3 separate regions of the Homo sapiens genome follow, and regions 1 and 3 are each linked to region 2. Evidence: chromatin contacts called from ENCODE Hi-C or POLR2A ChIA-PET data. All regions are on one chromosome and are shown on one strand. Each heading gives the region's core, a stretch centred on a gene start or an enhancer-like site at or near the end of the contact. The rest is flanking DNA. Distances are from core to core; before and after follow the strand shown.

Region 1 (2,884 bases), core at 220-2,719, 310 kb before region 2:
TTTCCAGTCAGGGATTTTTTTTTTTTTTTTTTTTTTTTTAAGACAGAGTCTTGCTCTGTTGCCCAGGCTGGAGTACAATGGTGCAATAACAGCTCACTGCAGCCTCAACCACCCAGGCTCAAGCCATCTGAGCCTCTGAGTAGCTGGGACTACAGGTGTGTCACTGCACTTGGCTAATTTTAATTTTTTTTGTAGGGATGGGGTCTCACTAGTATTGCCCAGGCTGGTCTCGAACTCCTGGGCTCCAACAGTCCTCCTACCTCGGCCTCCAAATATGCTGGGATTATAGGTGTGAACCACCACACCTGGCCTCTAATCAGTTTTCTAGTCTCCCACTCAAGCCTTAGTTGAGCAGACAAATGAAGATTTCCAAAAATCTGAGGAAAACCTCCAGTATAGAACATGTAGACTACAAAGAGAAAAAGGCAGCCTGGATGAAAACCGAGACTAAAAAGGGAGAAGAAACAAAATTCAGGGCAAAACAAAAAACATAATCCTAATATCTTCAGGAAAAAAGAGAAATTACAATCATGAAAAAAGGAAAGATTGCTAAAAAATAAAATCTCAGCGAACAAAAAAAGAATTCTTATAAAACATGGTAATGGAAATTAAAAACTCAGTGGAAGGATTAGGAGATGAAGTTGAGGAAATCTCTCAGAAACTAGGACAGAAACATAAATAGATGGGACTGAAGACAGAAAAGTAGAGAAAATTGGAAGACAAATCCAGGATATTCTGTATGCATAAAAGGAATTACAAAAAGGAAAAAGAAAATAGAGAGGAGGAAATAAGAAAATAGTTTAGAAAATTTCCCCAAACTCAAAACATGAGTTTGCAGGTTGAAAAGGTCCCCTGAGTGCTTAGCATGCTGGCTGAAAATAGACCTGCACCAAGGCCTAGCATCATGAAATACTGAGACTCTGAGAGAAAATCAAAGAGTTTACAGGTTTCTGCAATAATAATAATAATAATAGGAAGAAAGAAAGAAAGGAAGGAAGAAAGGAAGGAAGGAAGGAAGGCAGGCAGGCAGGCAGGCAGACAGGCAGACAGGCAGGCAAAGAAAGCAAGCCATTTACAGAAGATCAGAAATCAGAACAGCACTGGATTTCTCAATGGTAATTGGAAACTAGAAGACAATGGAGCCAAGCCTTCACCATGTTGAAAAAAAAAATCCAAAATATTTGCAATCTAGAATTCTATACTAGTTAATCTATCAATCAAGTGTTAGGGTTAGAATAAAGACTTAAGACATGCAAGATCTCAAATATTTTGCCTGCAATGAATATTTTTCATACTGGAGGATTTTCTTCTGGAAAATGTGTTCCACCAAAATGAGGGAGTAAACCAAGAAAGAGGAAGAAGCAAAGAGGAAGATGTAGGAGATGACAAACAACGGAACTGATACAGACAAGAGGTTACTAGAATCCCCAGAATGATGGAGCAGAGAGGCCCCAAAGTAACATTTGTACATCAGGTCCTAGAGGGCAACCAGTTCAGTCCAGGCTGGTCAGAAGTGTCTGGCGGAAACTTCTGCAAGACAATAAAAGGAACAGAACCTCATGCACTTAAATGGTTTGAGAAGAAATGAAGACACTGGTGGAAAGCTTAGGGTTCTATTAAGGAAAAATACACAGAAAACTAAGCAAACCGAAGAACAAGGCAGTCATTTATTACAATAAAAACAAAAAGTCACACAGGAAAGGAAACTGAAACATAGTATATGACACTATTCACAAAGCCATAATAAAACACTCAATATCGATCGGACTACAGTCAAGATGTAACTATACAGGGAAACTGGAAGGGTGTAGGAGGAGGGGGTGGGAACAGTACACATACGTGGTATGTGTCGGGTGGAGAAAAGACAGCTAAATCTTCGTCTTCTATAGTGGGCAGTTATTAGCTAATGCCTACACCCAATAGATCAAGCAATAACAATATAAGCATGTTATTTAGAAAAACCAAAGTAATTGCCAAAGGAATCAGCTCAAAGAGTTGAAGGTGATTGCACATGAAGACGTAGGGGGAGGTGGACTACGGCTTGCTCTTTTTCTTAACACATGTTACACGACTATTTGTTAAACTCTGGGCATAGAGTTTTGTTACAAAAATAATTTATAAATTTTAAAATCAATCAATACCTTTTTTAATAAATAAAAGGGCTGGATGACATGATGGCCAAAGTTCCCTCTCATCTCCAAAGCTCCGTGATTCTTTCAGGATGAGTTTTACCACTTAGGTTGGAAAGGCAGGAGGGTGAACAGGGAAAAGGCGAAGGCTCGACCGGTTCCCTAAATGAGCTTTGACCTGGCCTTCGAATACCTGGCCTCTCTCCTGTCACAACTCAGTGACCACACAGAAAGCAGCAGGTGAGGGTGGTTGGAATTAGGAGGACACCAACTGAAATGCACTCATACATAAATAAAAGACAAAAAATCTTCTCCCAGACAAAGTGCTTAGTCTGAACCATTCTTCCAGTGTGATGAGAAGCAATGAAAGAAAAGACAGAGAAACTCTACCATTATTTTTTTCCCCATGTAGCCTTCAGGATGAAATTTGCATTATAGCCAAATCCTTCATTTTGAAAACAAATCTGGTCATTTTTAAGTTATTTGTGACCTTCCACACACTAATTTTTAATAGGGCTGGCTGGAAAAATAATGAGCTCCATTACTTCATTACACATGTCACCTTTATTACTTTATCCTTGAAAACAGGTTATTAAATGATTCCATTTTAGATTAATATTATTCTGAATGGAGAGTTTAACATTGTCTCCTAGTTCCCTCCTTACACTTACCTAATTCTCCTGCACCCATAACTATCATGAACTAAATGCAAAGGCAGGTTGTGGTAGAGGCGTTTGGTCTGTCTGTGGGGAGGC
Region 2 (2,700 bases), core at 20-2,519:
CTTCCCTTTCATTTTCTCTCTCTCGGGTATCTAATTCGATGAGACCTCAATAAAATAATGTAGTAGGAGTTAGGATTTACTAAGCCTTCTTGAGAGCACGTAATCCTTCCAACATCCCTGTGAAGTAGATGCTATTATAGTCTCAATAGTAGAGATGAGGAAATTGAGCTTTAGAGGGGTTAAGTAACTGGTCTGAGGTCACTTGCTATTCTGTGGTAACAGGATTCACAGGATTCAAAGCTTTATCTGAGGCATAAGTTCTGGTGATCTATTGCACAGTGTAGTGACTAGAACAATAATGGATTGTATATTTCAAAATTGCTGAAAGACTAGATTTTAAATGTTCTCATCACAAAAAAATGAGTATGTAAGGTAATGTGTATGGTTAATTAGCCTGATTTGATCATTCCACAATGTATGCATGTATTGAAACATCACATTGTACCACATAAGTATATACAATTATTATTTGTCAATTTAAAGTAAAATTAAAACATTTTTAGAAAGCTTTATCTGCCTACTGCAGGATTCTTTGCTGCCGTGCTGGGCTACATGCCTCATCAGAAAAGACGCTGATAGGCAAATCCACTCAGACATAAACTAGTCTGCAAGGGAGGCAGGACTTCCCTGAGGTAAGATTAAAACCTGTGTTTGTGGCTTGGAGGTTATCACAGCAACATCCCTTAGTAGAAGGTTATCTCTTCTTAAAGTATCACAGTGTGAATGAAACTTATTATAAAATAGGGGAGAAAAGCAAGAGAAATGAAACAAGAAATACCACCTCAAAACGCAACAAGTTTATTTAAGGTTAATCTACGCAGAGAGACAATTGTCCATAGAACCTTAAAGTACTCAGGCAAATATGTAGCAGGTGGGATTTCCAAGTTGCTGCTCTGGGATTTCCAACGTTTTACTGTGCAGCCTGAGGGCAAGTTTCTTTGTTGACTGTGTACTTCTACTTCACCACAGAGTACTTCATTTTGATCTGCGCTATGATATTTTTCAGAGAGTTGCTTATTTCAGGGAAATGCCATATACAACGAAGAGACGTCCGGAAATACTTTACATCAGATCTGGGCAGTTTCCCTGAGACAAAATGGCTGCCCACAGGGTTTTCACAGGGGCGGGTCTTTGGTCATTTTTAATTGACATCAGTGAAATTTGACCCGTGGCTAGAGGTCACCAGGATGTGTGCTTGAGTTTACTTCCCCTTCTTTAAGCTCCAGTGACTCCACCCAGCAAAACAAGGGATGGAATGATTGACATCTGTCTGCCAAGGGCTCTCCTGGGAACTTCAGGAGCATTCTATTTCTAGGAAGAAAGCAAGACTCTAGGGTCGGGATTTTCCATTACTGCTTCTGGAAATCTAAGAAATGCTTTTTAGTCTCTCTTCTTCCCTTCTTCTATTCCACCGAAAATAAAAACTTTCCCCCAAACCTATAAACCGTGAAAGTAAAGAGATAACACAAACAGACATTTTTGTTGACGTTCCTTCTTCTTTCACTTCAGCTTCTTCGTTAGAAGCAATTCGTGGCCTTTGAAGGTTGAATCAGGAAAGTTAAAGGACTGTAATTATTCAAAGTGTACTTTTCTTCTGGGGATGCTTGGGGGTTGACTTTGGGGTTCCACGGCCTGGAAATTTAAGGCAATAAAGAGCAAATGACAGTGACTGCCTCATGAAAAGTTTGCTTTCTCAATGCTGTGACAGGAGCTATAGAATAAAAAAAATCCTTGCATGTCATTTATTCATAATCTTATGAAGTAGATTATCTTTGCCCTATTTATGTTTCTCACTTTAGATTATTGGGGAACAGCCTGAATCCAGGGAGGGTGATGTTTCTGGCTTCTTGCCTTATAACTAACTTTTTAGCAACTCCCAGTTTCTTGATTTCACTAATCTTTCCCAAGCCTTAAAATCTCTTTATAAGATATTGAACTTTAACTGACAGCAAGTATATTTGAAGATAGGGTTGGTAGAAGAAAAACAGAACTACACCGTAATTATAACTATATATGCATATTAACAATGGCCTACATATATTTTCCAGCCATTGGGCTAAGCTCCTTATAGGAATTACCTCTCTATAATTACCTTATAGAATTCTATAATTACCTTATAGAATTTACAGTAATCCTATAAGGTTGGTACTATTATCATCTCTTTATTTTCTGCTGAGGAAACTGAGATTTAGAATGATTGAACAGCCATTGCAAAATTGTAACTGAGACGGTGAAAGAGATCTGACCTAACCAACTCCATCTCGCTTCTAACCTCCAAGCTGTCCTTGTTCATTCCTGGGCATAGGCCGAACTAACTTTGGGAGAAACAGTTTATAGTTTAAAACAAAGATGATGACAGCCCTTTCCCAAAACAAACCTCCTTTTTGCCTGGGGACTAGACTGCCTTTGTAGGACTGAGAAATTAGCCACAAGGTTAAAAATTATGATTTAGAAGTCATGCAGCTGGAGGCTATAAAATTCTGACCCTCCCTAAACTTCTCCTAAGATTAGTGCTTGAGATATTTTGCAGCCCCTGCACTTAATGGATCATCTGGCACCACCCAGATCGATAAACTGGCTCATCTGATCTTGTGGCCCCCACCCAGGAACTGACTCAGTACAAGAAGACAGCTTTGACTCCCTTGCTTTCATCTCTGACCAATCAGCACTCCTGGCTCACAGGCCTCCCCCTACCCACCA
Region 3 (2,974 bases), core at 460-2,959, 290 kb before region 2:
GAACTCCTGACCTCAAGTGATCCACCCACCTAGGCCTCCCAAAGTGTAAGGATTACAGGCATGAGCCACTGCGCCCGGCCACTGCAGCTATCCTTTAAAAACTTAATTAATATATTTTATTTCTTAGAGCAGGTATTTTTAAATTTTTCTTCTGCAAATTTACTTGTATAAATAAATCACAAGAACGTTTGTCTTTTTAAAAAAGTTACATATCTTTACCTTCTTCATCAAGGCTGCTAAAACTTTGTCCTTCAGTCAGCAAATCCCGCTTCTCATCCTTCCATTCCTGGCTAATTGAGGACACAATCTCCTGTGAAGTGGCCTTTAGGGCGGCGATTGAATTGCACCGTTTCTTAGACGGTGAAGCCTTCAAAGCTAGACAGAAAGGAAAAGGACAAATACAGATATTTACTGTAAAATCACATTACTATTTTATTTAAAAGTGAATATTTTATTATTTATTAACATTTTAGTTATTATTTGAATAGAAGACAAGACGCTTATTTTATATATATGGAAAGGGAGATGAACTTGTTTCATCTGATGAATACGATGAATTGGCTATATTATTTGTCCAAAATGACTTGACTTAAATCAGAATTTCCTAGAGCAAATTAAAAGTTAAAATTTCTCTCCAGATTTTGCAATAAAGTCTTACTTGAGGTAAAATTCAAATGTTTTATTGCTAAAGAATCATTCCCCCCTCTCCAAACAATGTTTTTCTAGTGCTGGGAGGAGGATGGGTGAGTTGATAAGCACAGATGGTAAAGTATAGAGAATTCTCACGACCCTGGTTTTATTAACTTGGGACTGGGAATTTCTAAACATGCCAATGTTTAATCTTCTACTCATGTTGCCCAATTTAGCCAAGTTACTTCTGGTTGCTTTTTTCTTTCTGTGACTTTCCACTGACATTTCCTACCCTTTAGCTCTTTTCTAGGTCATGGTTTTATGTCAGACGTATAATTCACTTCCAATCTTTGTCTAAACAGCAGTCTACAACTTCAGAAGTGTGTTGGGAACCTGAACTAATGAAAATGTACTTCACCATCAATCATGCTTGCTGAAGCCTGGGACTTCATGGAGGACACGTCCATGGAAGCTGCTTAAGCGGCAGCAAGGCCATCCTTATTTACATTCACTATTTGCTGCAATAATTCTTCTTGGCTTAATATTGCTTGAGAATTTCCTTGGAGGGAGGGGGAGAGGGAAGTTGAGGCCTCTTTATGTTTTCCCCTGAATATGTTTTTGGCAGTGTCTCTCTTCCTTTAGAAGTTTGCATAAAGGGGTAGCCTGATAGTAAGTGTATTAGAGTAATTGTGTTTAGCCTTGGGAATCTCAGAGCTTAGATTACACAGCTCATCTGGGGCCTTCCCAGAGGCTGCTTGCAAGAACTTAATTGGAGAAGGACTTTGGGACACACAAATGAGAGAAGAATGGAGGACAATCTCTCCACTTAAAGAGAAGGGAAGGTTTATTTGTCCCTCGAGCAGTCTTAGAATCATAATAATATCATCATCCTAATAAATAACATTTGTGGAGGGCTTTAGAGTCTGGAATCCAACATTCACATTGCATATCTCAAACCATCCACATGTATGAGGAAGAGGAAGGCCCTTTTTTAGGCCCAGAAACTGAGAATAGAAAGATTGTGGCTTGCTCAGGGTCACAGAACTAGCAAGCATGAATTTCAGGTGTCTTTCTTTTCTTAAGTTGCTTTCTAGGTGGTTCATTTTCTAGTTCTTTAGCATTCTGTTTTCTGGTTAAACTGAGGGGAGAAAAAGATAAACCTTGAATTTGTTTTTCTTTGAGGGGAAGAAATTTTTGAATGTTTAAAAAATAAGTTATGTTTACCTTAATTCTCCACTCTCTCAAACAGTGGTTACACTTGTTTTACAAGGAAGAAGCCATTATTGTCACACTGGCCTCTGCCTTAACATTCTATCTGCTAACTTTTATTTATTTTATTTTATTTTATTTTTCTTTAAGTTCTGGGATACATGTGCTGAACATGCAGGTTTGTTACATAGGTATACATGTGCCAAGGTGGTTTGCTACACCTATCAACCTATCATCTCTATCTGCTAACTTTTATAGACCTTCAATAAACTCCTGTCTTTCAATATAGTATTTTAAAACTGCTTCTTCTTCTTTTTTTTTTTTTTGAGACGGAGTTTTGCTCTTGTTGCCCAGGCTGGAGAGAATGGCGCAATCTCGGCTCACTGCAACCTCCGCCTCCCAGGTTCAAGCAATTCTCCTGCCTCAGCTTCCTGAGTAGCTGGGATTACAGGCATGCGCCACCATGCCTGGCTAATTTTGTATTTTTAGTAGAGACGGGGTTTCTCCATGTTGGTCAGGCTGGTTTCGAACTCCTGACCTCAGGTGATCTGCCTGCCTTGGCCTCCCAAAGTGCTAGGATTACAGGCATGAGCCACTGTGCCCAGCTGTATTTTAAAACTTCTAAATCAGAGGATCTCAGATGTGGGGTGGAAACTAAGGGGTCTCTGAGACCCTTTCAGAAGATCTGTGATGTTAAAATTATTTTCATCATCATCATAAGACATTATTTGCCTTTTTCACTTTCATTCTCTCATATGTGTAGAGTTTTCTAGATGTTACATGACCTGTGATGTCACCACATATTGAATTCAGAAGCAGATGTGAGACTCCAACTTATCTTCTATTAAGCCAGACGTTAAGGATTTCAAACAAAAAGGTAAAACAATTCCACTTTTCTCACTAAATTATTTGTGGAAAATATAATTATATTTTGTAATTATTTATGTTAAAAATTGACTGATGTTAACACGCAATTTTTTTTGTTAACTGGTAAGAATTAATAAATATTTTTAAATTTTTCTCAATTTTAATTTCTAATATGTGAAATATAGATAGCTATCACCCACATAAATAAAAGCTCTTTGGTGTCCTCAATAATTTTTAAGGGTGTAATGTGGCCCTGAGACCAAAAGGT

What was found. A loop is a pair of places that touch in the nucleus more often than their neighbours do. ChIA-PET counts read pairs that join two places held with the same protein, here RNA polymerase II (POLR2A). Pooled maps may share reads with other maps.
Region 1: a map of OCI-LY7 shows a loop between it and region 2 (8-fold over the local background). The contact joins two enhancer-like sites. A Hi-C loop is called at or near these places in 1 of 168 maps with a recorded cell type or tissue (OCI-LY7), 16 of 37 single-sample maps with no recorded cell type and 13 of 50 pooled maps. POLR2A ChIA-PET finds 5 or more read pairs at or near these places in 1 of 52 experiments (OCI-LY7).
Region 3: a map with no recorded cell type shows a loop between it and region 2 (4-fold over the local background). The contact joins two enhancer-like sites. A Hi-C loop is called at or near these places in 2 of 168 maps with a recorded cell type or tissue (OCI-LY7 and psoas muscle), 13 of 37 single-sample maps with no recorded cell type and 11 of 50 pooled maps. POLR2A ChIA-PET finds 5 or more read pairs at or near these places in 2 of 52 experiments (OCI-LY7 and activated T-cell).

Annotation. Positions count from the first base shown.
Region 1 is chr9:68,950,961-68,953,844 of GRCh38, reverse strand. The region is part of intron 14 of PIP5K1B (phosphatidylinositol-4-phosphate 5-kinase type 1 beta); the gene reads right to left. LOC101927069 (a long non-coding RNA gene) reads left to right here. Exons shown (of 3, transcript NR_110647.1): 3 at 1-757. Among named protein-coding and RNA genes, the nearest start is that of PRKACG, 62 kb to the left of the region's middle. RefSeq lists an enhancer at 2,763-2,884. Within about 2 kb of position 1,469, at least 3 of the 41 ENCODE cell types and tissues checked have a DNase peak (open chromatin) inside an H3K27ac peak, as active enhancers do; they include OCI-LY7, where a contact is called at or near this core.
Region 2 is chr9:68,642,525-68,645,224 of GRCh38, reverse strand. It overlaps TMEM252-DT (TMEM252 divergent transcript), which reads right to left. Exons shown (of 5, transcript NR_187592.1): 5 at 775-1,632. Among named protein-coding and RNA genes, the nearest start is that of PIP5K1B, 61 kb to the left of the region's middle. RefSeq lists an enhancer at 1,236-1,315. Within about 2 kb of position 1,269, at least 3 of the 41 ENCODE cell types and tissues checked have a DNase peak (open chromatin) inside an H3K27ac peak, as active enhancers do; they include OCI-LY7, where a contact is called at or near this core.
Region 3 is chr9:68,932,291-68,935,264 of GRCh38, reverse strand. It overlaps PIP5K1B (phosphatidylinositol-4-phosphate 5-kinase type 1 beta), which reads right to left. Exons shown (of 16, transcript NM_003558.4): 13 at 220-375. Among named protein-coding and RNA genes, the nearest start is that of PRKACG, 80 kb to the left of the region's middle. RefSeq lists an enhancer at 2,035-2,974. Within about 2 kb of position 1,709, at least 4 of the 41 ENCODE cell types and tissues checked have a DNase peak (open chromatin) inside an H3K27ac peak, as active enhancers do; they include OCI-LY7, where a contact is called at or near this core.